Regions from separate parts of the Mus musculus genome. Here all the other regions are linked to region 3. The links are chromatin loops, found by intact Hi-C in ENCODE. Cell type or tissue: heart. All regions are shown on one strand. Region 1 overlaps Il17rd (interleukin 17 receptor D). Region 2 has its middle 18 kb from the start of Gm34848. Region 3 holds the start of Arhgef3 (Rho guanine nucleotide exchange factor (GEF) 3). Region 4 has its middle 34 kb from the start of Gm34848.

The links. Hi-C counts contacts between places; a loop is a spot of excess contacts. Peaks named below come from ENCODE experiments on the same cell type or tissue, not always from the same donor. Only the 100,000 strongest peaks of a DNase experiment are listed, where the experiment ranks them.
Region 1: a loop joins it to region 3, with 1.8 times the contacts of the local background. A loop is called at or near these places in 2 of 42 quality-filtered maps.
Region 2: a loop joins it to region 3, with 2.0 times the contacts of the local background. A loop is called at or near these places in 11 of 42 quality-filtered maps.
Region 4: a loop joins it to region 3, with 3 times the contacts of the local background. A loop is called at or near these places in 9 of 42 quality-filtered maps.

What each region holds. Positions count from the first base shown.
Region 1 is chr14:27,105,924-27,113,923 of GRCm38, forward strand. Il17rd (interleukin 17 receptor D) reads left to right here. Exons shown (of 13, transcript NM_134437.3): 13 at 1-1,363. Among named protein-coding and RNA genes, the nearest start is that of Il17rd, 71 kb to the left of the region's middle. In heart, CTCF peaks have their summits at 3,365 (motif pointing right) and 7,841 (motif pointing right); a DNase peak (open chromatin) is centred at 48; H3K27me3 peaks cover 313 bases.
Region 2 is chr14:27,243,376-27,251,375 of GRCm38, forward strand. It overlaps a transcript of Arhgef3 not described here. Among named protein-coding and RNA genes, the nearest start is that of Gm34848, 18 kb to the right of the region's middle. In heart, CTCF peaks have their summits at 3,693 (motif pointing left) and 7,718 (motif pointing left); DNase peaks (open chromatin) are centred at 3,256 and 7,196; H3K27ac peaks cover 321 bases.
Region 3 is chr14:27,335,099-27,343,098 of GRCm38, forward strand. Arhgef3 (Rho guanine nucleotide exchange factor (GEF) 3) reads left to right here and starts at 939. Exons shown (of 10, transcript NM_001289687.1): 1 at 939-1,171. The coding sequence starts at 1,079. In heart, CTCF peaks have their summits at 3,123 (motif pointing right) and 3,338; a DNase peak (open chromatin) is centred at 913; H3K4me3 peaks cover 2,580 bases; H3K27ac peaks cover 1,885 bases.
Region 4 is chr14:27,227,355-27,235,354 of GRCm38, forward strand. It overlaps a transcript of Arhgef3 not described here. Among named protein-coding and RNA genes, the nearest start is that of Gm34848, 34 kb to the right of the region's middle. In heart, no CTCF peak of the experiment used is centred here; DNase peaks (open chromatin) are centred at 2,367, 3,107 and 3,547; H3K4me3 peaks cover 664 bases; H3K27ac peaks cover 3,664 bases.

The DNA of each region.
Region 1 (8,000 bases), 230 kb before region 3:
AGAAATTCAAACCAGCTTTCTTTTGTCTGCAGCATAGAGGAGAAAGAACAGCTGGTCACCTTCCCAGCAGTGGAAACCGCAGTGAGGTCATCCCCTGGTGTGTTTTTTCCCCCCAGTAGTAAATAATCCCACCCACTTAAGGACTTTCACAGCTCTTGTGCTCTGGGGGCTTCTCAGCCTCACGCTGTTTTGTTATCCGAATGACACCCATGCCTTGTTCACATGGGTGTTGCCTGACAACCATGCTCCAGTTAGGATTACAGGGAGATTTGTGTGGGCTGGCTGCTCTCACCACATAAAAATATCATGGTGCATATGCTCAATCAGAACACCACCCGTTGCTTCCTTGGTGGCAGTCCTTGTCTTGTGCTTTATTCTCTCCTGCAGGTGAGCAGCTGGGGCTTGTGTCTGGTGTCTTCTTCAAGGCCAGCACCTGCCTACCTGCTGAGCGGCAGCTATCCCACGCGCCAACCTGGGGTTCTATTTTTACCTCTCTCTAGACTTGCCCTGTATTTTGTGAATCATATTGTTTAAATGGCACACACTTCACCAGAACCTCTGGCAAGGTGAGGCCAGAGGTTGCCAAGGGCCACCTCCCGTTGACTGTTGGGGACTATTTCCAAACACCTTGGAATGCCTCAGGGAGGGCCTCTGGAGAATTTCAGCCAGTAGTCTTCTTTCCTGCCTCTTGGTTCACCCTTGATACTCACTGGGGACCCCAGATACCTCTCCCTCCTCCTCTAGGGCTGGATCTCTCAGTTAAGCAGGCATAATGTTTGATGCAATCAAGAGCCAGACAGAAGCGATCACCCCCGACTGGATAGCTAATATTTATATCACATGGACTCTGGCCGGAAGAGAAGGAAGAATATTGGCCCTGTGTGGCTACCACTGGATTATATTCAATGTGTTCATATGTGTGTGTGTGTGTGTGTGTGTGTGTGTGTTAAATCCATCTTTCTCTCAAAGAAGCATATCAAGTTTGAACAGAAGCAAAAACTTCTGTTCAAACTCAAGTGGTCATTTTAAGAGTAGCTTCGGTTTTTCTGATCTGTTTAAAAACAAAAGTGTTTTTACTGTGGAAGCTTCCATGTTATGGAGGAGGGCCTCAGGCGTGGGGAGGACTGGTGCCCTTGTTCTGTTTTATGTCCAAGTTTGTCCTTTCTGGGGCTTTTGGCAGAATGGTAAGCACTGACAGCCTATAGCACTGTGCCATATTTTTACATTGGCGATATTGCTGGTATATTGTGGTATATTTGACTGTATAAACATTGTAAATAGATGATAGTAAGTCATGGCTGACATTTGTAAGATGCTTTTGTACCTTAGAATTTTCTACATCAAATAAAATGTTTTCTTGTAAGCCTGCAGTGGCTCCTTATTTCCGAATATCTGTCCCGTTTCCTCCCTAGCTCCTGACTGTCGGCAGAGGAGTCTGCCTCAGCCTGAGACGGTAGGTAAGGAGGGCTTGCATCTGTGTCTTGCTCTTGGAACTCATCACATCCCAGCTCTGCTGCAGGTATTGTGACCCTGTGATTAGGGGACCCTGGTGCCCACTTTCTATAGAATGGACCCAAAGTCCTGCTTTAGGGGTTGGTGGCTTCAGCTGAGCTCCTGTTGTGGGTAGAGTGTACCTGAAAGTGACAGGTATCCAGAAGGGGGCAATGGCTGATGATAGTAAGGAGGCTATAAGCCTCCAGCCATTACCTAAAAAGGAGATGGTCAAAATTTGGGGTCTTAGGGATGTCAAAAATTGGCAGAGCCCATCTCACTGCTCAGGGTTAGTTAGCCAGCCAGGTAAATGTAGACATGAAGTTGAGAAAGGCTGAAAGCTTCCTCCTGAAGTGAAGAAAGAGGCAGTCAGCAGCTGGTTCCTGGAAGGTGTTTGTGTCTGTTGTGACCTCCACAAGACACAGGAAGGAGGAGCCTCCGAGAATCCTCAGTGTTGGTGCCTGGGCCAAGGATTGAGACACCATCACATCTAGTTCATAAGTCAGAGCATTCTCATTATTAAAGGGCAGAAATAATAATCTGGGTGACTGCTCTTTCCTGGATGTGCATATCAGGAGCAAATCTTACTCTCCTGCTCATCGTTTCCAGACTTCTGCTGTGAGGTCCGATGGACAAATGGCTACCCTCACCCCAGGCATTAACAAAAGCAGGAGTGTATGGAGATCAGAGAAAGCTGTGAATGAGTGTGTAAGGAGTGGACGGGGCCCTGAGGTAACGTGTTGTTGGAATGAGTATGTCAAAGGTGCAATGGCCTCAGACCCATGGGAACCGCAAAGCCTTCCGCTGGTTTGTGTGTGGATGCTGGCTATACAGAAATGTGGTTGGAAGCGGCTTCCTCCTGGGTTGTTTACAGCTTGCCACAACACCCCTGGAGAGAGAGAGAGAGAATATGAATCTCATACGGAGACTAAACCTTTTTATTCAGCTCTACATAGTATACCAACTCCTGTTGAGTTATACTCAATAAACCTGCCTCCCAGATTCAGATATATAATAAACATGGTTTCCTGAGTGCCCAGCCTACCTGATCCCAGCTCTTCCTTCCTTCTTTTCTTTCTTCCTTTCCTTTCCTTTCCTTTCCTTTCCTTTCCTTTTCTCTCTCTCTTTCTTTCTTAAGCTTTATTTATTTATTTATTTATTTTATTAGTGCATTGTAGCTGTCTTCAGACACACCAGAAGATGGCACTGTATCTCATTACAGATGGTTGTGAGCCACCATGTGGTTGCTGGGAATTGAACTCAGGACCTCTGGAAGAGCGACCAGTGCTCTTAACCACTGAGCCATCCTTCCAGCCTCCCAGCTTTTTCTTTATGTGTGTCTCGGTTCTTCATTGCCTATCACCCCAGGTAGGTTGGTTCCTAAGCTGTTCAGGTCTTGGAAGGAAGAATTAGCAGTACTCCAGGATGAGATAGATGGCATAGGGCCATCTTTCCCACTTTTGTGGCATATGCCAGGAAGTGGCTAGGTATTGGCATCCTGCCAAACTGAGGCTGGGCCAAGAGGAACTTGGAGTCCAGGAAGGTAGGGGCATGCCTAGCCTTGAATGCAAGTGTAGGCAAGTTCTGCCTTTGGTTTTAACCTCTGAGGGTCAAGGCGCGTAAATATCCTCTGCACTGGGTGAAGTTGCAAGTTAGTGATGAGGTTTTGTTATTAGCATTGGGATTAAGCCTTTGGCTGGCTGAGCTCAGAGCTCAGTCTGCTGGCGTCTTTTTGATTCTAGGTAGGTGGCTTGCCTCGTTTAGGCTTTAGTTTCCCTATCTGGAAAGCCAAGCAAGGCTGTTTGGTGGTTTGAATGTAAGTGATTCTGGACATTTAACATGACACACACTGTCTCTGGACGTGTGGTCACCAGGGGGCAGGGCAGGTGTGGTAAAGTGAGGTTTTCTTCCAAAGCCTTCCTCAGCCATGGCCTGGTGTATAACTAAAGCAGAGCCTCATGGATGTCTCAGTGTAGAAGGACAGCTAGAGATGGCCCTTGGGGGAGGTGGGCACTTGATTAGATGAAACTCCTTATTTGAAACCAGTGGTGTTGGAGTGAATACCAAAGTTCTTACATAGCCCTGTGCTATGTAAGGGGAATAGACCATTCTCTGTCTTCCTTCTCCACAGTTCGTTCCTTCCTTCCTTCCTTCCTTCCTTCCTCTTTCTTAACTTCTTTCTTTCTTTCTTTCTTTCTTTCTTTCTTTCTTTTTTTTCTTTTTTTCTTTTTTTTTGTTGTTGTTGTTGTTTTGAGACAGGAGTTACTTTGTGTAATAGCCCTGGTTGTCCTGAACTCTTTGTAGACCAGGCTGACCTCAGACTCTCAGAGAACCTCTGCCTCCCGAGTGCTGGGATCAAAGCTACCACATCTTTCTACTTTCATGTAGCCATGCCTAGGGCCTTGCATATGCTGTTTCTTTGTCTGAAACACCTTTTGCTTATATCCCGCCCTTGTGGTGATTACTGCCCGTCAGTCTAGACCCAACACGTATCTTTAGGTGGACTCATCTCAGCTTGTGTGAGCATAAGATGGATCCTTGCGCTTCTGGAATGTTCTGTGTGGGCTGGACTGATATTCTGCTGCTTTAACCAGCTTGTGACCCCTGGCCTATTGGGACAAGTGCCCTCGTCTTGGGTTTCAGTATCAGCAGAGGGTAAAGATGTACCTGATTCATGGGCCCAGAAGGATAAAACACTCAGAGGGGGTTGCTCAGCATGTAGCAGGTGCCCAGAAACGTTTTTCTTTTGTGAACAGGTACTGACTTGTAAACAAAACAAGGTTTCCTTGGGAAGAAAACTTATCTTTACACATTGCAGTCTGGTTCCAGCCAGCTCCTAGGATTCCCTGTCTTCAGACCCACGTGGATGCTCCTATTTCCTCCTGAATGGCTGGTTCTGTCCTGGTTTCTCTCTGGGGGTAGTGTTCTGTGTGCATATTGGACAAAGTTTCCTAGAGACAGAGGGTTGTTGCATCACATGGGCTCTATCCAAGTCACCCAGGTGTTGGATACCGCTTGCTGTGACCAGCTCATCGCCCTCCCAACAGGCTCTGGAGTTTACATGTCGTTCAGCCTTCGGGATGAGAGTCAAACCCAGGTGTTTCCTATGTACAGCTTTGGCAAACCGCTCTCTGCTCATTATGTTCCTTGTGTTTCCCCTAACCCAGGTGAGCAGGAAGGTTTTACTTGCATAGAAGTCTTCCATAGCTACTTCCAGATATTGCTTTGACTTGAACAGTAAAACCAAGACTTTACGCCTCTTGCAGACAATGCCATTCCCCAGATGAGAATCACTCATATGTGTTATTACATCATCAGGCTGTACCCTGATTCTCAGATGTTGCAAACAAGGGTGGGGATTATCTGTGCAGGTTATAGCTACAGGCAAAAGGTTTAGTATCTTTTCCTAGGAATTCCATTTTTAGGGTCGTGTGTGTGTGTGTGTGTGTGTGTGTGTGTGTGTGTGTGTGTGTGTGTGTGTATGAGGTGCAGTCTCTTGTATTTAATATATAGCTCAGGAGATCTTGAACTCCTGTTCCTCCAAGTGCTGGAATACAGGTGTGAGCCAACACATGTGCTCGTGGGTCTGTCTCAGCTAAGAGTCAAGTTGCAGGGGAATGGTCTGTTTGGACTGAAGATGCAGCTCAGAAGAACAGCATTTTCCTGGTAAACACACAGGCCATGGGTTTTATCCTGGGTACAGACACCAACTAAAGGATTCATGTCAAGGAAAATACTGACAAGTATGGTAAATGAAAACCACACACACTAACACCTCTGGGGGTAGGATTGTAGCAGGTCTTTGTGTATAGCCCTGTCTGTCTTGGAATTTGCTATGTAGACCAGACTGGCCTGGAATTTAAGAGATCCTCCTGCCTCTGCCTCCCAAGTGCTGGGATTAAAGGCATGGACTACCATGCCCAGCTTCTCTGCCAGTTTCTAAAGACTAGATAGTCTAACATATTTTCTGCTTGTTCCCTGTCCCATTCCTATGGGAGCCAAGTCCTATGTCCCTACCCCCTAACTCCCTGCCCATCCTCAGAGCCTAGCAGGATATGAGGGGACACTGTATTATAAACTAAACTCATGGGATCCAGGCCTGGTGGCATAGGACTGTAATCCCTACACTGGAGTCTAAAGTAAAACAAAAACAAAAAAGCTGGGCATGGTGGCGCATGCCTTTAATCCCAGCACTCGGGAGGCAGAGGCAGGCGGATTTCTGAGTTCGAGGCCAGCCTGGTCTACAAAGTGAGTGCCAGGACAGCCAGGGCTATCTATACAGAGAAACCCTGTCTCAAAAAATAAATAAATAAATAAATAAATAAAAAACAAAAAACAAAACAAAACAAACATCTAAAGTAGGAAAATTATGAGTCCTTTAAAAAATTCAAGGACTGCCCGAGTAACTTATTGAGACCTAGTCTCAAAAGAAAAGAAAGCACTTAGCAGATCTAAGGCCCTGAACTCAGTCCCCAGCAGTATAAACTCTTGTGGGGTGATCTTACCTGTTATTCCTACCCATGACACTTGCAGGTATGTCTCACTTTCTGGATATCCTGACATATGAAACAGGAAACCAAGGGCTTTGCCTTTAGTAATAATAAAAAGGCACATCTCCTCTCATCCTGTATAGGACACTTACCACTCTGTTTACACTTCACTCAACAGTTAGCTTTGTGCCTCCAAGTCACATACTACTGTCTGAGTGTTTTTGTGAGCGAGGTCTGCTGCCTCAACTTGGCATGAAGCATTCTCTGCCTTGTTGTCTCAGCGCCTGTCCACTGTGTGGACCTCCAGCCATGTAGCCCATGCTCTCCAGCTTCCCCATGCCATGTCAGGGCCCAGTCCAGTACAGAAGGCCATCTGCTGTCTTCACCAGCACCTCCTCTTCAGTGTCTTTTGCCACATCCTAGGCCCTACCTGCCTGTTAAGGGTCTGTCTCACTTATCAGTTAGTTCAGTGAGATCCCAGAAGGAATCGGCTTTAATGACAGTTACCACAGTTCTCCAGAGCCTGGTCCAGTGCCGGATGTGTAGAAGACATTAAAAAAAAAAAAAATAAGGGGGCTGGAGAGATGGCTCAGTGGTTAAGAGCACTGACTGTCCTTCTGAAGATCATGAGTTCAAATCTCAGCAACCACATGGTGGCTCACAACCATCTGTAATGAGATCTAATGCCCTCTTCTGGTGTGTCTGAAGACAGCTACAGTGTACTTTCATATAATAATAAATAAATCTTTTAAAAAAATAAAAATAAAAAAATAAATAAATCTTTTTTTTTTTTTTGAGACAGATCTAGCTGAGCCTGACTTCCAACTCTTTAAGTGCTAAATTGAACACAAAGGGAAGACAATTTTGACAGGGCTGTATGGGGAGACTGTCGGGTATGGAACGGTGAGCTGGAAATCTGCTGGGCCTTCAATAAGTAGAAGCCCCTTAGTTAATTCTTTTAATTAAAAAAAACTTTTTATTTATGAGTGTGTGTCTGTATGCGAGTCACTTGCATGCAAGTAATTGAGATCCAAAGAGGACATCAGAGCTCTTTTCCTAGAACTTGAGTTTCATACAGGTGTCTATAATCCACAGACGGTGTGTGTGTGTGTGTGTGTGTGTGTACCAAAGCCCAGTTGCAAGAGTCGCTGAGCCATCTCTCTAGCCCCTACTTAATACTGCTTGAACTGTGGTGGGGATTTCCCACCACTCGAAGTGGGAGGGAAAGGTTGAGGCCTGGGGTTTGGATGTGGACATTTCCCCTGGCAATACTGTCGAGGGTGTGTGTTTCCTGAACATCACTGGGTCTCTGGTCACAGAGACTTCTTGAAGCCAGAGTGGAATGAAGATGCTTTGTGTTTAGTCCCAAAGATGAGCTGCAGGCCAATGAGAGATCACCCAGTGCTGGGAGACCATGACAAGAGCTTGCAGCAGCAAAGGTTTTTTTGTTTTGTTTTTTTTAAGGAAAGTCCATCTGGGTGGGAGACAATTCTGAACACTTCTTTCTGGCCAGAGGACCTGGACAGAAAGATCCGGGCCCCAGGAATGCTAGCAGGCAAGGTGGCTCCTACTCCAGGAGCTCGCCCTGTCATCTTTTCCTGTGGGGGTGGCAGTTAGTGCTCAGGCAAGGATCACTAGGAACTCTCCGAGCACTGATCTTGTGTCTATTTTTTTTAAGATTTATTTATTTTATGTATGTGATGGATACACTGTAGCTGTACAGATGCTTGTGAGCCATCATGTGGTTGCTGGGAATTGAATTCAGGACCTCTGTTCACACTGGTCGGCCCCACTGGCTCTGGCCCAAAGATTTATTTTTTATTAGAATAAGTTCACTGCAGCTGTCTTCAGACACGCCAGAAGAGGGCGTCAGATCTCACTACAGATGGTTGTGGTTGCTGGGATTTGAACTCAGGACCTTCGGAAGAGCAGTCCACAGTGCTCTTAACTGCTGAGCCATCTCTCCAAAGCAGCTTTTGGTATCTTAGCACCTTGGCTGAGGTTCCTCCTCTATATTCA
Region 2 (8,000 bases), 92 kb before region 3:
ACATGCCCAGGACAGTAATTTTTCACATACTATTTTTTTTTATTATTGGTGTTGTTGTTGTTTTGCCTTTTAGTTTTGTGTTTTACTTTGTTCTTAAACCTTACCTTTGTCATATGACTTAGTAGTCCTGAATAACAGCTCAGCCATTTCTTTGCCAAGAAACATGATAAACAGAGATGGGCACACCCCATGTGCTCTGTGGTGGTTCTACGACACCCTGGGATCGTGTCATATGCTTCAGTGGCCTCCCAGCTCCTGAGGTCCAGGTTGCTCTCTGCTGTGGGCAAGAGCTCAGGACCACTCTGGCTGCCACCTCTGGCTCTGCCCACCTGCTTTCTGATTAACTTCAGCCCTGTTCTGGCTTCTCTTCATGCCTAGTGTGGTCATCTCAGCAAGCTGCTTGGCCCATCTCCCCACCTCTTCACTACTGGTCCTGTCGGCCTCCTTCCTGTCCTTTCACAGGCCCCAACCTGTCCCCTGACATCGGCTGTGGTTATTGACTCTGCTTACTTCATGGGAATGAACAATCACCCCAGTTCTGAGCCATCAGCCCCACCCCCGGACTCCTGGAGAAGCAGCTTGGTTATTGCTTGTATCAGGTGTTCAGATGACCAAATGTTCATCTTTGTGGCCTCTGCTGGCTTCTTTGAATGGACCATTACCAGCTTGGAGAGGAAGCAACAAGAAAGCCACAAAATGACCCAGTTCATAAAACCCCACCTTTGTGAGACGTGAGAGAGGTCAGGGTCACTCTTGTTCAGTTCATGCTGAGTAACGTCCCCAAAATCTGAGGCAGAGAGACACAATCTTTATTCACCTCACAGGCAGGCTGGCTAGGAGTCTGCTCCATGAGAGGTCACAAATGGATTCTTCTCTTGTCCAGAGGAGCAAGCAGAGAGGTGTTACATCTTTTAAGGTCTATCCTGGCCTCCTTTTCCAGTTGTTGTAACAAAATACCCTGATAAAAGCAGCATGGGAGAGAGGGTTCATTCTTGCTCACAGCTCAGGCAATGGTCCATGACTGCAGGAAAATGGAGGTGGCAGAGACTGGAAACAGCTAGTCACATCCATAGTCAAAACTGCAGAGAAAATGCATACATGCTTGCATTCACCTTACTTTCTCCTTTTAACAACAGCCCTGGACCCAAGCCCAGAGGATGGTGCTGCCTATAGTGGGCTATAGCTTCTTACCTGTCACTGTAATCCAGACACTCTCCCAGGAGACAAACCACAGGTCAACCTGATTTAGATAGACCTTCAATGAGACTCCCTTCCCAGGTGATTCTAGATTGTATCAAGTTGACAATTAAAATTGGCCCTCCCAATGTGTAAAGCCTGGAATTGTCCCTTCCACCCGCACTCCACTGGCCAGAGCAAGTCACAGGCCCCAGTTGAGGGATCGCAGATATTGTTGCTGAGCCTACATGTACTGATCTCTATGTAGAACTTTCTGCTATATTGGGCTGAGGATAAATGATACAGATGATGAGACTATCTAACCAAAGTCTGCCATGTCTCAGACCTCAATAAATACATGATAGATTGCAGTCTGTGGGGACTAGTTGAGACTTGGCTAGTGCTGATTATTTCTCAGGATGAACTCCACTTGTTCCTCCATGTCCCCACCGGGCAGATACAGAGATCCATGCAGAATGGCCTGCAGCATGCTTCTAAAGTCCTTATGCAAGAAAGGATCGATTGGCCAAGGTCTGGTGTCAGGGACACAGGTTGGGAGAAGGGGATTGTGAGTTGTCTCAGTGTCAGGAGTACAGGGGCACGTGGTAGAGAGCAGGGTTTGCTCCTGTACAGCTTGGGTGTAGAACTCCCAGGTGTGTATTGTAGGCTGGTCTGGGTGTTAACTCTTCAAGTACCCAAGTGTAGTGAGGATTTAGCAGGGTACTTGGTCTGTCATAGTCCCTCTAAATCACCAGTCCTCTGTCCCCCGTGAGGCCTCACATACCCTTGGGTGTTCTCCACGGAACATTGCACACAATCATGAGCATTTCCACCCTGAGGGAAGAGCTCCCTCCACTCCAGGGATTCACCCATCCGCTCTCTTTCCTTCCGTCTCTGAAGAAATCTGTCTGGAGGAAGGGAAGGTATTTAGGAGTTTGTGCTGAGGTCAGGTTCAGAGTCTTTCTTATGTCAACTGCCGGGGGGTGGTTTCCAAATGAGGCAGGCAATGAGGATGGGGGGGTTGATGAGACCTCGTTTCTATGTACACAAGGTACTCACCCATCGAAAGAGGCAGGAAAACTCCTCTCAACAAATCTTATTTGATTGGTTACACAACAGGTAGGTTAGTTCCCTTGCCCAAAGACACACAGATAACAACAACGACAAATGCTTTTCCCAAGCATAAAAATGATTTATCCCACTAGGCGTGGTGGCGCACGCCTTTAATTCCAGCACTCGGGAGGCAGAGGCAGAGGCAGGCGGATTTCTGAGTTTGAGGCCAGCCTGGTCTACAGAGTGAGTTCCAGGACAGCCGGGGCTACATAGAGAAACCCTGTCTCAACCCCCCCCCCCCAAAAAAAAGATTTATCCTTAAATGGGATTGCATCTTTAAAAACTTTTTTACAAACACATGTGATTATAACATATGTGTATGTGTCTGTGTATGTGTGTAATAAATACGCATACACTTGCACTTTTATATACACCGTGGTGCATATAGGGACATCAGAGGACAGCGTTTGGGAGTTAGTTCTCTCCTTCCACCATATGGGTCCTGGAGATTAAATTCAGGCTTCCAAGCCTTGGCCACAAGGGTTAACTTGCTGAGCCATTTTGCCAGCCCATGAAGATCTTACTATCTTCTTAGAATGTAGTGCCTGACCTGGACTCTCAGCTTCACGGATCTTACTCTAAAAAACGATGGTTTTTGTCCTTCCCTTTCACAAGTCAAAGGCACAGATGCAGGAACATGGACCATCTCTCAACTGCATAGCCCCCATGTTGTGAGAACGTGCCAGCAGAGCCTGTTTTCTTCTCTGGTTTCTGTTTTCTCTGTCCTCACCTGGAGCTGTACACAGAGCTGGCTGAGCTGGGACCTGTGCGGAGGCCAGTCTAAGTCCGGGGTGAGGGTGGAGATGGGATGGAGCAGGGATGGACGGCCCTGCAGAGCCCTGGAGATTCACATTTGAAGCCTTCTTGGGTTCCTTTTGAAGGCCATTCACTTTGTTTTCTGGTGGATTGTTCTCTGAAGCACCAGGAAATCAGTTCCTGCCCGGAATCAGCAAGGCTTCTGCTTCCTGTGTCCACCCAAGCGGGGAGGGTGCCAGCTTGTTCCTGGCTCAATTCTTGGCCAGCAGAATCCTGTGGCCCTTTCTTTTTTCCTTTCTCAGCTCAGCCTGTCTTATGGGGATGGGGTGAGCATAGGGGAAAAGCATCCTAAGAGTCTGTTTTACTTCACTTTGCAACTATATGGCTATATGGATTGCAGTAATTCCCATGGAAGGGCAGACATGCTCCTGAAGCACATGTCCCTGGGTGTGCTGTGCACAGAAACAACATAGACTACATGCATAATTCTACATTTTCTAATAGCCAGGCTAAAAGAAGTAAAAACAGAGCTGGAGAGATGGCTTCAGCGGGTAAGAAGAGTACTGACTGCTCTTCCAAAGGTCCTGAGTTTAAATCCCAGCAACCACATGGTGGCTCACAACCATCCATAATGAGATCTGACGCCCTCTTCTGGTCTGTTTAAAGACAGCTACAGTGTACTTACATATAATAATAATAAATAAATCTTTGGGTGGGAGTGAGCGGGGCTAGAGTGAGCAGAGGTCCCGAGTTCAATTCCTAGCAACTACATGATGCCTCACAACCATCTGTGCAGCTACAGTGTACTCATATACATTTAAAAAAAGAAGTAAAGCCGGGCATGGTGGCGCACGCCTTTAATCCCAGCACTCGGGAGGCAGAGGCAGGCGGATTTCTGAGTTCGAGGCCAGCCTGGTCTACAAAGTGAGCTCTAGGACAGCCAGGGCTATACAGAGAAACCCTGTCTCGAAAAACAAAAAAACAAAAAAACAAAAAAAAAAAAAGAAGAAGTAAAAACAAAAAGAAACTAATTTTTATAATATTAACTCAATATCTCAATATATCTAAATAATAGCAATATATTAATTGGTATTTAATTATATTTTAAAATTATTTTAAAATATATATTAAAATTTAAAGATATTTAAAGATATATATTTTTATGTAATTTATATAATTATGTATAAATTATATAATTTTATAGTTGTTTTATATTATATATTTTATAATTATATATATATATATATATATATATATAATTTTTTAAAAACACTGTCTTTCAGATATACAGGTCAACTGAGACCAGCCACATTTCAAATGTCTGGTCAGTGCACATGGGCCACAGCAGCCAGTCCAGGTTTAGTGTGGGACCACCTGGAGAACCCATCCTGACTCACATGGAGGGCAGCAGCCACAAATGTGGCATTGAACATTTGAAACTGGCTAGTGCAGTGAAGGAGCTGGGCACATTTTTTCTTTCTTCGTTTTACTGGATTAGATTATAGATCTGAATGGCTGCATGTACTTCCTGACTACTATATAGTATAGCAGAACTCTAGAGGTTTCACCTCAGAAGAATGTCAATTTAAACCGGACCAAACTCTCATTTCTCACTTTGAGACTTGGTGGGGATTTTAAATATAGATAACACTGTGGGTGAGAATGGCAGGCTGGTCCATACTTTGGTCGGCAGGAGTATGAATTGCAGTGGGCTCTCCCGGTATAGTCTGGCAGGGCTAAGCACTTAGCCTGGATATTACTGCAGTGTTCTGTCTTGCACAGGGACTGATCATGTAGACCATCTTCTGTAGCCACAAACATGTCAGCTAGTGCAGATTTCAGTGAGTAAGTGCATTAGAAATCTGCGTTGTTGGGCGGGGCATGGTGGCACCCATTACTCAGGAGGCAGAGGCAGGTGGATCTCTGAGTTCCAGGCCAGCCTAGCCTACAGAGTGAGTTCCAGGACAGCCAAGGCTACATAGAGAAACCCTGTCTCAAGCACTTACATGTGTGCGTGTGTGTGTGTCTGTGTGTGTATCTGTGTGTGTGTGTATCTGTGTGTGTGTGTCTGTGTGTGTATCTCTGTGTGTGTGTGTGTCTCTGTGTGTGTGTGTGTCTCTGTGTGTTTGTGTGTCTGTGTGTGTATGTCTCTGTCTGTCTGTCTGTGTGTGTATGTCTCTTTGTGTGTGTGTGTGTGTATGTCTCTGTGTGTGTGTATATGTCTGTGTGTGTGTGTGTGTGTGTGTATGTCTCTGTATGTGTATATATGTCTGTGTATATGTGTGTGTGTGTGTGTTTATGATTTGCAGCTACTGAAGAGATGAAGCCATCTGTGTTGGCTTGATGGTTTGTTAGCATGGAAGGTTTTCAAGCTACAGTAGAAGGGCTGCCACTATTTGGGTGAATTGCTTGCGGCTTTATGTTGAAGCAACTCTGGAAGAATTTGGAAGGAACTCACTGCAGAGGTTGTCTCCCAGGAGAGAACAGGACAGCTGGGGTAGGAGAGAGGTGTCCCTGTCATTGTATGCTATGTATTACAACTTAATCCCATGCATTTGGCCAAGCAGTATGGCTCACACCTGTAATCTCAGAGGCAGAAGATTAGGCAGTCAAGAGTTCAAGACCAGCCTGGACTATATGAAACTATGTCTCACCCTTTTCCCTTGGGTGGGCAGGGACCCAAAATGGTTAGCAAAAAATGCCCCAACACCCCAATGCATTGTATTATCTATTAAAAATATAAATATCTTTTTCATATTTTTAAATATGAAAGGAGAAAACTTGGAGTGACTCAGGGAGGGTTTCTAAACCAGGACCCACAGACTGAGTCATAAAAGATGCATGGGAGGCCTAGCAGGAGGAAGGCTGGGCCTAAGTCATGGGTGTGTGGTAGGTTCCATGATAAGTCATAGGTGTCACCGTAGACACCCAGTGGTGACAGATTTTAGACACAAGCCTGATTGGGCATTTGGCAGATTGAAGTTTGTGAGTCATAGGTGGTTTGAAGGAAGTGGAAGCAACATGTTTATATCTGTGAGAAAGCTCTTCAGGACAGTGAAAAGATTGTGCTCTGAGGACTCCTGGGGACTGCCAAACCCTAGAGCAGTGGTTCTCAACCTTCCTCACACTGCGGTCCTTAGATACATTAAATTATTCTGTTGCTACTTTATAACTGTAATCCTGTTACTGTTATGAATCATGATGTACATATCTGATATGCAGGATATCTGATTTGTAACCCCTGTGACAGGGTCCTTTACCACTGCCCCCCACACCTACACACAAAGGGGTCTCAACACACAGGTTGAGATCCACTGCTCTGGAGGCAGTAACTCAAGGCTAACTATAAAACAGGCTTTCTTCCTGTCTGTTGGCCAGAATGCAGTGCTCCAGTGGATGAACCCAGGAGCAGATCTGTGATTCCAGCATCTTTTTACAGGCCAGGCAGAAAGGAGAGTTGCTCTCTGAGTGTAGCGTGTGTCCCTAAAGGTGGGGTGCTGTGGTGCTGGCCGCACATTTGCAACTTAACTGGAAGCTGAGAACACCCCCAGCATCTCTGGTCCTCTTTCAGTTTTATGTGAGAGACCCTGCAGGCATGAGTGATATCCTGTTTTAATTCCTCCCTTCCAGTACCTCACCTCTCTTTGCCTTAATGAAACGTGTGTGTGTGTGTGTGTGTGTGTGTGTGTGTGTGTGTGTGCATGCAACAGGAAATATGTTCTCTATTCTGGTTCCCTGAGTGAAGAAGGAATATAAAAATTGAGATACTATATTTCCTTTAGATAGAATTTCTCTTTGAGCTGGTCTTAGATGCTTGTAGGCCATTCCTAAAGAATAAATCATACCTTGTCTAATGCCCGACGTGAGCTTGGGGAAAGGCCCCAGCCTGAGGCATTGAGGCTTCTGTGAGCCTGAAGCCAACCTGCAGCCAGTATAACCTGACTGGAACCTATTCCCAGCGAGGTCACGTGCTTGGTCTATTCTACTTTAGTTGTCTTGAGACGTCATCACTTTGGGGCCAAAGGCTCCATGCTTTCACTTTGCTCTGCTTCCTGCAGATTTAGGTCTCATCTTGTCTGAAGCATCCTTGCGTCTCTTTACCAACACAAGCAGGGTTCTGGAAGTTTCCAACGTCCACAGGAAAGCTTGTGGGCGTGACTTCAAAGCCTCTCTTCCAGATCTACCATAAACAGATATCCCTTTTGTGGTCTGTTCAGTACACACACACACACACACACACACACACTGCTGGTAGAAGGATTATTGTTATTGGCAATTTTGAGGTAAGTGGAGAACCTCAGGCTTTTCCTGAAAGTTTTCCAGTCTCTGTCAGCCTCCTTGCCTTTCCTCTCCCAGCCAGCAGTGTCCTTGGCCACGTGCTATCGTATGAGAAGGAGATGCTAGAAGCCATCTGGTTCAAATCCCTGAACTGAGAGATAGAGAAATTGATCCAGAGTGATAGCAAACTGGCTAACATTATATGGCTAGGGTACCAGTCTTAAAAAAAAAATAGGTCACAACCTGGGCAATACTTTTTCACTGATTGTTTTATTCTACAATTTATACATCAGGCAAGAAAAAGAGAACATCATGAGGCTAGAGAGATGGCTCAGTGGTTAGGAGCACTGACTGCTCTTCCAGAGGTCCTGAGTTTAGTTCCCAGCAAACACTTGGTGGCTCACAGCCATCTGTAATGGGATCTGATGCCCTCTTCTGGTGTGTCTGAAGAAAGCAACAGTGTATTCACATATACAAAATAAATATTTTTTAAAAAGATAACATCATTATGACTTATAAACGTCCGCAGCACAGGCTTCAGAAAACTGTGTTATAATAAAGATGGAGGAATATCTGGATGGAAGTTGAACTGTCTCCTTTTGAATAAACATTTCATAAGTGCGGATGATTACAACTTAGAAGGTCTTTCAACTTCTCATTTGGAAGTTTCTCATCAT
Region 3 (8,000 bases):
AACTGAGGCCAACATAAAGGAACTCTTTCAGTTTCACACCCATAGACCCTTCTCCTCTCTGATCTCTATGGGGTGGTGTTCTATAATTAGAAAAGCTTACTTAAATACTCTTACTAAAGACTGTTACCATTGTTTTTAGGGTTTTGTTTGTTTTGTTTCGTTTTGTTTTTTGTTTGTTGTTGTTGTTGGGGTTTTGTGTGTGTGTGTGTGTGTGTGTGTGTGTGTTTGGTTTTTTTTTATAGGTTGGTCTGGGCTGCAGCAACGATCTTGTAATTACTTCTTGGGCATTTAAAACGTCAGTGTTTCCCCAGAAAAGATCCCCAAAAGCGTGGTCTTCGCTCTAAGCTGGAAACAGACTGAATCAGTCCAGCGTGGGTGTAGGCTGTAGGTGTAGGGGCCTGTGTGGTGGGGGAGGAGAGGGGATGGTTAGAGGGGACTCCGTTCCTTCCGTACTGCGTGGTGGAAAGTATTTGTCTCTCAGCTTTGGAGCTTGGTTTCACGGTGCTTTTTGAACTGCACTTAAAATGGGTGCATTTTACTGTTTGGACTGCTTTTACCTACTAAAGCTTATTTTTAGTAAAATGTATCCAGGACAGCCAGAGATGTAGAGAAACCCTGCACACGCAGGTTTCCTCCCCTAACCCCTCGGAAAGTGAGAGCCTGGCTTGGGACTTGCCCCCTGCTCTATCAGCGTTTGCCTAGGGTCCTGGTTTCCTTGCTACAAGCTATGTAGCGGTCTGGGGTCTGGCAGCTCCACGCAAGCGTCCCCTGAGGTCCCCAAAGTCTGCAGAACCGCCCCAGCCTCAGGAGGCGTCTGTAAGTTCGCACCTGGCGCTCCTTGGAGGGCGGGGTGGGCCTCTCTAGTCCCGCCTACCCGCCCTCCCTCAGTGGGCATGGCTTAAAGCGGCCCCGCCCTTCCCGGTGGAGCTTAGGCGTCAGGTCCACTCTGCAAGAAGCAGCTGTAGGTGTTCGCATCGCCGTCGCCTGCATCGTGGAGCTCGGGCCCTCTTTTACCCGGGATTTTTGTTGTCGCCTGAAATTAGCGGTGACATCTCAAAGGGCAGGCCCGGCAGCCGCCATGGTGGCCAAGGATTACCCCTTCTACCTCACTGTCAAGAGGGCAAACTGCAGCTTGGAGGCGCCCCTGGGCAGCGGGGTGGCCAAGGACGAGGTAGGACGCGCCCTCCACACACCTGCACCTCCGGGCTTCTCTGCCACCTCACCCTGTGTACCGCTCGCTTTCTCTCCGTCTCCCCCACGTGCTGCGCTTCTCCAGATCGCCCCTTCAAGTGTTCCCTCTCACGCCTTCTCTGTGGGTCCTCTATCGCTGCCCTGCTCCCTGAGCTCGGGAACCGCAGATCTTTGATGCTGCTTCTTTCCTTCCGAGCGACTGGCAGACCGAACCCCAGTCTCTGTCTAGAGCCTGCAAAGGCACCTACCTACCCGCTGCCCTGTTAGGAAGGCCCGGGTGTCGAGAGAGAGCCTCGTAAAGCAATGTCTCCCCGTCCCCGGCCGGGGTTAAGAGAGCTAAGTTCTTGGGGACCGGTTCAGACATTTCACCAGACACACTTGGTTTTGTAGCTGTTTGAGAGCAAGGGCGGGACAGGGCACCTTTACTTGTCACAAGTAACCAATAAAGGAGGTTGGGGGAAGGGTGTCGTTCATTTTGGGTCTGAGCTAAATGAGTAATTGAGGCTCTCCTTCATGACTGCTGAAAACGAGCTAAAACGTTGGTGAATGGGAAGCTGACTTGAAATGCTAGAAACAGTTCCCATTCTGGGAACTTGGGCGCGGGGAGAGGGGCAGTGCCCTTGGGTAATCCAGGGAGTCCTCTCAGTTTGGCTTTCTTAGGCTTTCCTCTCCCACCCCCATGTGTCCTGTCTCTGGCAAATTGCTGACTGCCCTTAGAAGTTGGTTAGGTTCAGTTGGGGGAGAAGACGATTCTCATTCTTTTTCAAGGTTTTAGAGAAGACAGTTAATTGTCTTATCAGACTCCAGTTTTGCTGTGGTGGAGTCCGTAGGACCAGCTCATCATGTCGTCTGTCTGTGTCTGTGTCTGTGTGTGTGTGTGTGTGTGTGTGTGTGTGTGTGTGTGTGTGTGTTCGTTCTCCACTTTCCTCTGCCTCACTCTGAGAGACTCGGGGTGGGCAGTGACGCTGGAGGCAGGTGTGTGTCCCGCCTTGTCACAGCACTGTTGATTCCACCTACACAACACATGTAGGTCTGCTTGGTGTGTGCCCTTGACGCTCTGAATTCTGTATAGGTGTGTTTTGGGGGTTGGTAGCATCAGAGATCCATTTCCTCCAACAAGATTGCCTCCCTTCAACAGGACTCCACCAGATTCTGGTTAGATCCTCCTTTTTGTTTGCTGAGCACAAGATAAGCCTCTGGCCTTTCCGTAGCTAGTTGAATATTTGTAGAGTTTGTAGTCTCAGCAGCTGTGGAAGTGTAGTGGGCTCTCATCTGTTTGGTACCGTCATGGAGTTCAGGTTGATAGAGCCTAGAATGGATATGAGTTTTCAGTAGCAATGGGACTGGTGGCTTCTCCAACTCCTGGGAGGAGATAAAGCATACCTGGTTTGGTTAATACATTAAAGTGGGCCAGAGAAGATAAGAGTGAAAATCGCTGGGAATTCTGACCAGGCTTTTTTTTTTTTTTTCATCTTTTTGTCTTGAGTTTTGGGGTCCTGTGGTAAAGGCTTGAGTGAACCTGTCTGCTTATTCCTTCTTCCCTTGTTAGTCATAGTCTGTAGATATATATGTGCTGTAGCATTTCAGGAACAGTTATGCTAATTTTCCTCACTACTAATAGGATCCACAAAATAAAGTATATCTTATTTTCCCTTTGTGGGGATGTAATTATGTAAAAACAAGGATGGGAGGTGAGTGCTTTTGGGGAATATTGGTATTTTTCAGGGATCACCATTGAGTTTTATTAATATAATTGTCTTTACCATAATCAAAGTACACTTTACACAACTTGATGGCTCCGACTTTGTTGGTCAGCTATAAATCACTTCCCAATAATGAAGATAGGCTAGATTGGAAAAAGAAACTTAAGTGGGTTTCAGGGCAAGTTTCATTAGCACAAAAGGCGACTGAACAGAAATATATATTTTCTGCCGGTAGGTGTCGCCAGTATTTATAAATGTCTAACAGCAACAACCAAAAACCACATTCCCTCACTGTCTTAAAAAAAACAAGATTATATAATTGTTTATAAAATAGATATTAAGTCCTGAGAACGTTTCTTTTTCAAGAAACTTTTCTTTTTTTGTAAAAAGAACGATAATAAAAGGAAACCTGTGTGTCTGAAGGCCTTCCTGAGATGACAGGACCTGTTGACCTTCAGGGCGCTTGTGTCGAGCACCTGTGCCTGGCACAATTGTGTGATGGCAGTTCCTCCTGAGCATGTTCGAGGGAAGACCGTGTGTGCAGTGTGGCCGTGGCTGCAGCCAGGTTCTTCTAGCACTCAGTCACCAGCAACTTGATGTTCACTTAACAGAAAGCTCAGCGGGGAACAGGTAACCATGCCATCTACCTGAGGAAAAATGATGAATACATTCTCTTAAAAGCAAATAATAAAATTTCTCTTCAGGGTTTAATTCAAATGCTTCTTTTTAAAATTTTATTGATAGTTTCCAGTGGAAGCAAAAACGATACATGTTTACATTTTTTCTTTAAAATAATCCATTTTAAACTTTAAAAAAATATTCCGCATAGGTTATGATAGTGCATGCCTGATATTTTGTATCAACTAATAAAATAGTGCTGCTTCTTCTGCCATTTCTTACATGGGTTGGATTGCAAATACTGCTCCTAAACCTGGCGTTTCTTATGGGTGTATGCGTTGGACTGCAAATGTTTAGGTGTAATGCCCCTGACTAACTAGCCATAAAATTCTCCAGCTCTCATCATCACTGTGAACTGTGAGGAGCTTTTTACACAGCTTTGGATTTTCACAGAAAATTGTCACGTGATACAAGCAGTTTATTAATGTAACCTTGCTCAGTTTATCTCCATTTTCATTGTCATGAAAACTTTGATCTCTGCTCACTCCAGGACTGCTCCGAGTACCTGCTCAGTTCCCTAAGTGGGAAGCTGAGAACGCTAATGAACCAGGCTGATTATCAGTTCAAAATCTGTTTCTCTGTGGTAAGGTTTACTTTAAATAGAAGGTGAGGTTTACTTTAAGTAGAAAATTCAGTAGCCAGGCATGGTTAAGGAAGTTAAGGTGAGGGCAGGCTTCTAAGAGTTGTAGGTCAACATTATGTTTACTATTTGTGTGTGTGTGTGTGTGTGTGTGTGTGTGTGTGTGTGTGTGTGTGTATGCATGCGCATGCGCGCACGCATATGTGCAAATTCAAGCATGTGAAGGTTAGAGAACATCTACCTCTCTCTCTGAAATGTTGAACGATCTGGGGATTGGACTGAGGCCATTAGGTTTGTATACCTGTTGCTCTTACCTGCTAGTCCATCTCCGTGACCTCAGTTTCATTTTTAATGGAATCCAGACATTTTTCTTGTGTTAGGCTTGGCATCCTGGTAGGCTTCTCACTTTGGGCATAGATGTGTTCCTTGGCATCAGGCCTCATTGGTTGGTGGTATTTCTAGCCATTGCTTCATCTCTTGGTGCTTATAAAAATCTCAGTGCATAGGTAATAGGTGTAGTTCATGAATAGTTGAATATTACCCTGGGCTCCCAAAAGTATAGGTTCTAGTTTTTACTCAATCAGTAGCCTTGCATAGTCTTATGAATAATGGCATACAGTGGATATAAAATTAAAGCATTCTACCATGCCAGGATCTCTTAAGACTCCTTGTAGCTCATCACAAAACATATATTAAATCCCAGCTTTGTGAATAAGGACACCAAAGAAAGGTGACTTGCAGAAAAAATACAAAGAAAATCCAACTCGATCCAAGATTCAATACCAGATTTTCTGATGGATTTAGCCTGGTGTTCAGTACTTAAAAAAAAAAAAAAACTAATGGAAAAAAATGAAGGTAAATGCAAAACAGACATATATAATGCCCCCAAATAAATACTGTCTTTTAAACAGGTAACCTTAACTGAGAATGTACCTCTGAAGCTTTAGCTACAGGACAAGCTGGGCCCCATGTTCTTCGGTGATTTGTGCCTCCCCCAGTCAACAACTGTATTTGAAAGTTGTACCCACTTAGAGGTACACTCTTTGGGTACCAGTTACCGAGCTAAGTGGTCAACTGGTTTTCTGGACTTAGCTTTTCTTGGAATCTACATTGTATAGTATTGAACTGTCAGTCTATATGGGCATGCAAACAGCCATGGCAGCTATTACAACTAAATCCTAAAAGTTCTTTAGATGGCTTAGTAGGCCTCAGATTTCTCTGGGTGAAAAGCTGCACAGTGACCCAGAGAGAGGTCACCACTCACTGGTAGTTCTGATTCAGGTCACTTGTTCCCCTGGAAGGGTGTCTTGCAGGTACAGTTCTCCAAGATGAGCACATAGTGGATAAGATATCTTAGAGGAAGGGAAGTTAACTTTATCCATGAGGACTTTTAGGCTGTTCCAGGGATTGACTCTGGAATAAGGCTATCTGGTCCCCTTATCTTCCCCACAACCTGATAGTGGAGTGACTTGGGCAAACCATTGTGCTAGTTTTCATGATCATAATCTAAGGTAATGATAGTGCTGCCTCCTAGAAATGTAGTGAAGGTCAAATAGGGAAGTTCATGTAGTTCCTGGCACATAGAAATCTCAGTGAGTGTTATCCAGCCTGGTGTGGTGACTCACACCTGTAATCTCAGCTCTAGGAGGTAGGGTGGAAGTATTCATGAGTTCAGGTCAAGCATGGATTATAAATCAAGGCCTTGTGTCAAAAAAAGAGCAAGGTCATGTGCATCACCCTAGTTAATGAATACACACACACACACACACACACAAACACACGTATCTCAATCATCCATGCATGGGGGGAGCTCCATATGTATGTCCTTCACTTTGATCATAATCACAATGATCATATGAAGTTAGTGCTACCCTCTGTCTTTGTTAGGGTTACTATTGCTGTGGTGAAACACCATGACCAAAAGCACATTGAGGTGAAAGGGTTTATTTGACTTCTATTTCCACATCACAGTTCATCATCAAAGTCAGGGCAGGAGCTCAGAGGCAAGAGCTGATGCAGAGGCCATGGGGGATGCGGCTTAATGGCTTGCTTCCCGTGGCTTGCTCAGCCTGCTTTCTTATAGAACCCAGGACTACCAGCGCAAGGAGGTAGTAGGCTGATACTACTACCGCAGCAGGCTGGGTCCTCCCCCATCAATCACTGATTAAGAAAATGTCCCACAGGCCTGTGTATAGCCCAATCTTAACAAGGCATTTTTCTTCCTCCTCTCAAAGTTGCCTCCTCTCAAAGTGACTTTAGGATGTGTCAACTTGACATAAAACTACCCAGCACGTCCTGTGTTGTAAAAAGAAGGAAAGACTCTGAGAACGATGTCATGGCTGAGCTATGTGGTAGAGGCCCCAAGACTCACAGCTTAGTCTGGCTGTGAAGTCTGTACTTTCCCAACCACATCACATTGCCACAAAGTGACTAAATCACCGGTCTCCTCACCACACGGCACCCGAAGGGTGAACCTGCTGCCTGCCCCAGAAATTGCCTCACAATCCAAGGCTCATTTTTTCTTCAGTGAGTGAGAGACCCAACCTCCAGACAGTACTTCAGTAGCCCACTTCATAGAGTAGCAAGCCCTGATTGAGGAGGTTTTGCTAATTTCAACTCTATGTGTCTCAAGACCACAAAGGAGATCTCTGCCAAAACTCTCCGTGTCCAGCAATGTGAAGCTGACACCAGTACTTCTATTAGTCATTTTGCTTATCTACATGAGCCACCAGCCTTCCACATAAACCAGTATTGAGGGCTCAACTACCATCTGGTTTCTTTTTAAATTGTGTCCTTTTTTTTTTTTTAAAGACATCCCTAATTGTGCACCAGTGATACTGTATTTATAAATGATGGATGAAAATAAATTACTGGTCCCATCCTAATCAATCTTGCAAGCCCTCAGTAAATTTAATTGTTATTAATGGTGCGTTTGTGTATCTGGGGCGCCTTCATTGGTGATGTATGTGATCAGTTGCCTTGTATAATTTGTCTCGTGAAGAACTTGCTGTGATTGCATTTCCCCTTGTGTTAGGTCAGACACTGTTGGCAGTGAAGGCCAGAGGTTTCTAATGCTCTCTCCTCCCCATCCCCACCCCCACTTGCCCTTTTTTGGTTTTGGTGTAAAGGAGCTACTGGCTTAGGATTAATGTACATTGAGTAGGAGAGGCTTGTGAACCTTCAGCTGGCTAGGAAGAGTGGTCCCTTTAAGTCTAGGAGCACTTGAACATGTTCCTCTGAGTGTTGGGCCATTGTGTTCTTTTTTCAAGAAGGCAGCCTTGGTTATTAGTAAACTTCAATTAATTGGAGCTGAACCAGAAAGCTTAACAGTAAATCCATTGGTCTTTTTTTTTTTTTTTCCTGGCTCTTACATTGAGGAGGAAGGAGAAGCAAAACAGGCTTTGCTTCCAGGGACTTAAAAAACAAATAGAACCTGCTAGGGAAATGACCCTAGGTCACCGCATCAGAGTGCCCTGGTCTGCTGGGAACAGGTGCCCAGCTCTCATCTAGCTGCTGGATGCATTCGATCTCTGTTTACCACTTCCAGGGAGAGAAAGCTCCCAGTATGTGAGACCATCTTCTGGCTTTGTTCAGTGTGCTTCATGAGAAGATCCTCTGGTTAGAGCACTGCTTTTCAGAGCTGTTATTCTAGTGTACTTTCTTGTGTATCCTAAATATTTGGAAATTGATGTCCCTCTCCTAATCCCTCCCAGTTCACATCCTTGCTCACAATCAACTCAGGTGTGTTCATTCTGTCTCCTTGTTTTCCTTATTTCACCAGGACATCCTAATTGTGTCCAGAAATCTTGAATATTGATTAGCCCAGAAATACTATAATTACACTATAT
Region 4 (8,000 bases), 110 kb before region 3:
TACATTATATAATATTATATATTATGTTTAATGGATAAATATCTTGCTACATATGATCATATATGTGTATGTGTGTGTACATACGCTAACACTAGCAATGTCTATTTGTACAGATTCATATTCCTGTTAGAAACAGCCCAACCATTGTTGCTGCTCATAATGATTTTTTTCTTTCCTCTTCCTCCTCCTTTCTGCCTCCTCCTCTTCCTCTTCTTTTAAAAACGAGGTCTCTCTATGTAGCTCTGGCTGTTCCTGGAACTCACTATGTTAGCCAGGCTGGCCTCAAATGCAGAGATCCATCTGCCTTGTGACCTGAGTGCTGGGATTCAAGGCATGCTTGGCCTTATAATGACTTTTTATTGTGGCAAATCAGCCCCTATATTCACCAGACAGGTTGTTCTGTTGGCTTGTTGGCTGTTGAGATTTCCCTTCTAGAAAGAGCTGGTGGGGAGGGTCCAGTGACCCTGAGATTCCATTTGCTCCTTCTAGCCATTTGTATGCAGTTCTGCCCTAACCAGTTCTGCCTAACCTACCTTCAGTAGGTTGATGCGGTCGGAAGTCTTCTATGTGGTATTGGCATATATAGGAGGTAGTTAACTGAAGGGACATTGATCTTGTGGTTATGGGAAGCTGTCACCTGTGCTGAATAAAGACTTTGCAGTGCAGCTGCTTTCAGGTCACCCATGTAATTAGAGGGAACTCCTTATCCTTGCTTTAAGACCCTAGTACCTCCTTGTCTCCCCAGTTGAACTCTGGTGGAATCCTACTTTGCTTTGCTATTGGCACTTTGTAAGGAGAGATAGACAGTGTTACACCTCCCCAGGGAAGGAATTCTTGAAATACAACATCACAGAGGGTCATGGTGGGCTCCCTTCCCACAGCCCCCAGATGTCTGTTCAGCACGGGAGATCTTTTGTGTCCAAACTACACTGTTAGGAAAGCAGCAAGCAGCTTTTGCTCTTAAAGATGACATGAGCCTGAGGTGGGTCTTTGGGAGTTTTGGCAGGTGTGACTGTCATCAAGAAGCACGTGACTCCTGGTCTTCTCCATAAATCACCCACTTCAGAGCTCTGTGTAGCTCCCCATCCCCAGAGGGACAGCTGTGCTGCTGGCGGGAGGACCTTGCCTGGCTCCTTCTGCAGGGAAAGGGAGCCAGGAGACTGAAAAGGGACTTCTTTTCTTTTTTAAATCATGAATACAGTTTTTAGATGACACACTTATGCCTGTAGAATTAAAGATATAGAGGAGATGACTACCAACCCTACCAGCATTAGACCAGTATTGTACAGCCATGACCTTGTCCTTGTCCTTGACAAAGTTAGTTTCTACCTGATTGTACAGCCATTCTGGACCACCCCAGCTGGTTTGTTTCCTCCAGGGAGAGGTGGAATCTCTACCTTGATCCCAATTCTCTGTACCCCAGTCTTTTCTTGTTCCCTTCTGCAGGTCCTCTGACTAACTGGTTCCCTCAATGAGCTGGGCTGTCACTGTCCCTCACTCTCTTGTCTTGACTCCTCTTTTCACCCTAGCAGTTCTCAGCCCTGGCACAGTCCTTGAAGGCATTTATTTCCCCTGGGGAGGGCCTGAAGATTGCTCCTGGCTTCTTCAGGCTTCAGAATTCTTCAAGAACATTGAAAGTGTTGTTTGCCGGTTTGCATCCCATCTGGCTGGCTGTGAATTCTTCTGAGGTGTTCATGCACACCCACCCTTGGAGCCTGTTTCTCTTGACTGGGGAAAGTGAGCCCCATCTCTACCCAAATCAGGATACAGTTCTTCCCTGGGAGGCATGTGGGTGCTAGACTGAATGCCGGCAGGGGTGGAAGGTGTCAGTGTGTGTGTGTGTCTGTGTGTGTGTGTGTCTGTGTGTGTGTGTGTCTGTGTGCAAGAGGAGGCTGCGATCTGGAGTACCAGGTTCAAAGTTCCACCAGCTGTGACACAATTGGTCCTCGTTCACCTGGTGTCTGTGGGAGCACTGTGGTGAGAAGCACCATGATGCAAATCCACGTTAAGTTTTTGTTCATCTCTGGCAAGCCTAGCTCTTGGGACAACTCCTTTAACCTTTCTGAGCCTAGAGAGTGTCAGTAACCTCTATGAAATCACTGAGTAGCCTGGAATCAAGGGAACTTCGCCTGCCGTCTGGCGAGTAGAAGGTCCCCAGGCAGTGGTGTTTGCTACTGTCATCTGAAATGAATTAATCACAGGATGTGGTAAGTTCTGCAAAGGAAATCAACAGGTATCTTGACAGGGAACTAAGAGCTGGGGTGGGGAGCAAAGTCCTTTGGACAGCCTGGTCTGTCTGTTGGTCGGTCGGGGCCTCCCATGAGTTGATGTTACACAGTGAGGATGCTGCCTGCTCTGTGACGAGCTGGGGTGGAGTTTCCTGAAGAGGAATAGCAGGTGCACAGACCCGGAGACAGGAAGGAGCCTGATGAGAAACAGGCCGTGTGACCTCAGATTGGGGGCTGGGGCTGGGGGTGGGGGTGGGGAAGGAAGGCAGAAGAAGATAAAGTCCAGGAGGAATCAGAGACCAACCGATACAGGGCATAAGGTCAGGAGGCAGTGTAAGTGTGAGAGAAGCCATTCCATACTGGAGCTCAGAGCTACTCTGTGCTCTTAACTTCGGGACTGCCTCACAGAACTGTGTTCAGGAACTAGCCCCTTAGCAAGAGATGTAGTTCTGTTAAATAGAAAGTGAATTCACGGTTGGTCGCTCGCTCGCTCGCTCGCTCACAGAGACTGGGAAGGATCAGGAAATCAGGAACAGCCCCAGATAACACCACTAACAATTGTCCTAAGGACACCTGTCTCTGGGTGGGGAAGATGTCACTTTTATAACCCCGGCCCTGACAATAAAACATAGCTTCCAATCTGCCCTCACAACCCCTGCTAACGATGATCCCCTATGACCCCCACACAACTAGCCCTGCAGTGTCCTGGCTGCCCCGCCTCCCAGCTCCTGACCTAGGCCTCCGATGGCAGTACCTAATTGGCTGAGCCTGGCTAGTACTCCGGTGCTCTGGCTTCAAGGAAGGCTGGGAAATGAGTGGGCAGTGTTTGTCTTCTTTAGTAGGACTTGGGCTCTGGTTTCTGAGCTGGGGGCTCCCCAGGCCCAGGAAGGGAGTTCAACTATAGGGCAACCCCACACACGCTTGGCTGTTAGAGATGTCCCAGGCCTCGCCGGTCAGCCTGGAAACACGTGTTCTCTTGAGTGTGCACTTAGTGTGTGGCGGGGCTCTGAGAAGAGTTTTGGCTGCTTTCTTCCTGGCCGATGATAATTTAAAAAACAGCCCTGACTCTGGAGGCAACCATTTCTCTCTGGTATGAGAGGTCAGGCTCCGTGTTTTTAAAAATCCGTTCACTGCGTGCAGGTGTATAGTGTTTGGGTAACTTGTTTCCCTGTGTTTATCACAGATCTGCATTCCTCATGGAATGCCCTGGCTATTGTCAGCCCTCATAATTGGTTCGTGTTCCAGCCGCTCCAGCCGCAGCATGGGCTGTATTGTCTATTTGCAGTTCTTCAGCAGAGTTTATTGTTTATGTATGTGGTCTCCAGGAAGCTGCATTCGGAAATCTCTGCCTCACCAGGAAGTCTCTCTTAAAGAGGCAGCGTCCTGGGAGAGGCCTATGTGGGAGCAGGTGCTAGGCCTCCAGTAAGGACGGCATTATCCCTTGTGTAGACACTTAGACCTCTCCCCAGCATCCGGCTGGTGTGCTGTTTCCCAGTATTGGTGACTCCTTTACAATTCTGATTTAAGGAGGTGAAAGTAGCAATTTTTATTCTTCAGATGCACCCAATCACACATTTTAAAAAGGAGAAAAGTACTTTACTGTTAGACTATCAGGGTGCTGTGCATCATGGAGACAGAGTGCATCTTAATATCTTGGTATTTTCTTGAGGATGTTTTTGTAGAATTCTTGAACTCTTCAGATGGACACAGTGATGAATAAATATGGGTGCCCAAAAGGTCGAGGCAGGAGAATTCCAAGTGCAAAGCCATGCTGGGCTATCACATTAGACCCCACCACAAACAAGCAGATCAGAATCAAACAGAATTTAAAAGAGGATACATTTTCTTCACTTTGAAAAGAAGTAAAAATATTTTTTTTTAAAAGTAACAGAAATATTTAAACCTATACAAAAATAGAATGTGAGGACCCCTGGTGTCCTTACACGGTTTGCTCTGCCTTCACACACGTCAGTCAGTGTCCTGTAGGACTTCCCACACGTTGTTGAGAAAGGAAGGCACCATTACATGTGTTCTACACATGAGAAAACTCAGGTTGCAGAAGTGAAGTGTCTTACCAAGCAGTACCGGGCCCAGCCCATCACATCTTACTGCTTTTCCTAGCCCTGGCAGGCGGCTGTAGCTAAAGTTACTATAGGGAGGGAGGGGCTGAGGAGATGGCTCAGTGGGTAAAGGCGAGGGAGCCTGACTGCCCCGGTTTCGTACACAGAACCCACATTATGGAGGAAGGAGAGAAGTGATTGCCCTATGTGGGTCAAGGAACACACACACATGAAAGAAATGCCCTGATTGTTTTAAGTATACCTGAAAAAACGGAGGAGAAACTTTGTAGTAAAAATGACTTTTGCTTTGTTACATAGTTTGACCCAGAACATTAAAACGTAAAGTTGTTTTTCTGACCTAAGCAAATTTCTTCTTAAAAATCCTCCTGGTTATTATTATTCAGTAGAAGCTTCAAAAATGCCATCCTCACCCCCACGTTCGGCCTTTCCACTCGTAACTTGATTTGGCAGTAGACTGACAAATAGTAAGTGCCATTTCCAAGTAAGGAAGTTCTCTGGCTGATAGAGATCAGCTCCATTCGTGTAAACCTTTTCTCTTCCAAAGAACCGAGCGGAGGTCAGTAACCCGCAAGGGGTTCACTTTTAACGGCGAGGCTAACCAAGAGGACTTGACAGGCCTTGGAAGAGCTGCATGGAGGAGGCTCGTGTTCGAAGATAGAAATCAAAAGGGCCGCTTTGCAAAAGCTCCCGCACGGGCAAGACTGTAGAGCAGTTCCCTGGGCATCTGTATTATTTCTAGGTTGCTGCGACCGCATCAGACAAAGACAACTTAAGGCAGGGAAGGTTCTGGTTTTGGTTTACTGTTTCAGTGGGTTCCAGTCCCTCGTGGTAATGATGGTACAGAAGAATCACCCAGGCTGTGGCCGTGGGAGCACGTGATAGAGGCTGTTCCTAGCCTGGTGGACCCGGAAGCAGAGAAACTTGGGGAAGGGGAGGATTGGCTGAGATAGCCCTGAAGCCCCACCCCTCCGCTAGTGGTCTCCTTCCTTGGTCTAGGTTCCGCAACCTCCTAAAATAGATCCGTGCCCAAACCATGAGCCTCTGGGGGATATTTCAGACTCAAGCCACAACAGTATCAATTGCCAAATAATGCGAGGAATTTGGTTATAAAGGTTCCGATTTGTTTAGAGAGAGAAAAAGTACAGCATACAAATAATAGCTCAGAGCAAAACTGGCAAGATAAGCCCAGAAGACTAGGCAGGTTAGCCATCTGTAAGGATCCCGTGTCAAGGCACCATTTATTTTTAGTTCTTGGGTTGAAACTGTAGATGAAGAGTTTCTTATTTATTTGTTCTTGACCTTGGGCAGCCAGGTCTGTTCCCACGTGCTTTCCATTTATTTTGTAATCTTGTTGGGCTGGGGCACTGAGCAGGGCTTGGTCTGAATCTCTACAGTTAAGTCACCTATATCCAGTTTTTGGGTGGCATCTAGAGGCCTGCCCTCCCCTCCCCCATAACTCATAGTAAATCAAGGGGTATAGCTGCCCAAGTTGTGTTTGCAGCAGTAAAAAGTAGATCGAGAGACATTCAGTGAAAGGAGCTGACCACAAGTAAACACCCAGGCTCGGCATCCTCCGACGTCCTTAATTCTCACTGGCTCGATGTGGTGATGCCCCTCTGCCAGGATGACCCCATCACAGACACTTGTGGTTCCTCCCTCCAACCATGGCATAAAAACTTGGTTTCCTCTTCTTGTACCCGAATTTGGCAACCATCTCAGAAATCTAAGGCCTGTTACTTTTCCAATGTTAGGTGTTGGTTAAATCAATGGTAATCATTTTACATTTCGGTCATTACTAGCATCCCATTTCTGCACTGATCACTTTATGTCCCCTTCTGTAACTCATCAGGCAGAATTGTGGGAACTTCTGTGTAACTTCAGGTGCACAGGGACATCCCAAGGCTGTCTTCTGATGCTTTAGATTCTGTGGTGTCTTTAGTGTCTCATACACAAAGGAAGAGATTACAGAATGCAATGAATTTCAAATGGAAGAAACACTATAATTTGCTAAGTTTCTTTTCTTGTCACCTCTCTTCCTTCTTCCCCCTCACCCTCTTCCTGCTCCTCCACTCCATCAGAGTCTCGTTCAGGAGACCATGCTGTCCTAAAATGTAAGATACCTCCGCCCCAGAGTGCTGCTGTAACAGACATGTGTCACCACATATAGTATTTGCTACCTTTTTTGTTTATTTATTATCATCTCTCTCTCTCTCTCTCTCTGTGTGTGTGTGTGTGTGTGTGTGTGTGTAGGCATATGTATGTGAAAGTCAGAGGACACTTTCAGAAATCTGTTCTCAGCTTTCATTTTGGTGAGGCAGAGCCTCTTTCATTGTCTCTAGTGTTCTGTGTACTCCAGGCTGGTTGACCCTCAAATTTCTGGGCAATTCTCCTGTTTCTACCTCCGGTCTCTCAGTAAGAGTGCTAGGATTTAAGATCTCAGTCACCACACACATTTTTCACATGGGTTCTGGGGATCAAATTTGGGTCATCAGGTTTTGGCCACAAGTGGTTTTACCCACTAAGCCATCTCACCAGCCCATTTTTTCATTTCTAGTAAAGATAGAATTTTACTGAAACGTGACCAATATCTTATGCAAATGAAGTTCTCACAGCCCCAGTAAATCTATTGCTTGTGATACCTTTGGAGGAGGCTGCCTGGATGGAGCCTCTCATCAGGAGATGCTGGCAGCTGCATAGATGAGCCACACAAGAGAAGCAGCCTTTGTCCCCACGATACCAAGAAGTGTGGTGGTAGGGTCTCAGCTAGAAGTCTAGTTATTGAACAGGCGTGGGAACACAGCCACCAGTGTCTACACAGAAAGTGCCTCGTGGTAGTTTCCCATGTTGAAACAAATGAATCACCACCTCAAGGTGAAGGAAAATAGCAAACCACAGGAGCCTGGGCCTCCACAGCTTCCTGGTTTTATTTTCTAAATTTCTCTCTAATCTGTTAGGATTTATCTTGAACCACTGTAAAGTGGGGCTTTGAAAGGAGGATGTCTTTCCCCAGGAGGCAGTGAAAGGTTCTGTTGTCGACATTCCTTGTCTTTCCAGTGTTTTTGGTTCAAGGAGTCAGATTTCTGAATATTAAAGAAGTAGTTTTCTAGATGGCTCTTGGATGGTAAGGGGTAAAGGGGCAGGAAGTGTGTGTGTATGTGTGTATATATGTGTGTGGTGTGTGTGAGTGTATATATGTTTGAGTATGTGTGTGTGTGTGTGTGTGTGTATGTGTGTGCTGTAGGTGTTCTAAACCTGACTGATCTGTACCACCTAGGCCCTGTGCTAATGGAAAGCTCACATTACCTTTCTGAGTTTTAGATTCTTTTGTTGTTGTTGTTTAAAAAACTTCAGAGTAGAATATCATAATAAAATTAAGACCGTCTTAACAGAGTTGTGAGGATCATATAAACAAAGAAATACATGGTCAGGGCTCATGTTCACATATCAACAATCGGCAGTCACAGTGTAATGTCGCAGTAATCATGGTTCAGAATGCATTAACATCCTCCACAAGGACACTGTTACCATGAGCCAAGTGTCCAGCACTGGCGGTGGTGAGAATGGACAACGGTAAAGGAACATTCCAAGCTCGTCTTTCATGTTTGCATAGCGCCCAATGTTGTGGGCTGATGGAGTGGTACAGAAGTGCTCTCCAGCAAGACGCTGAAGATGCATCATGGCGTGGGAAGAT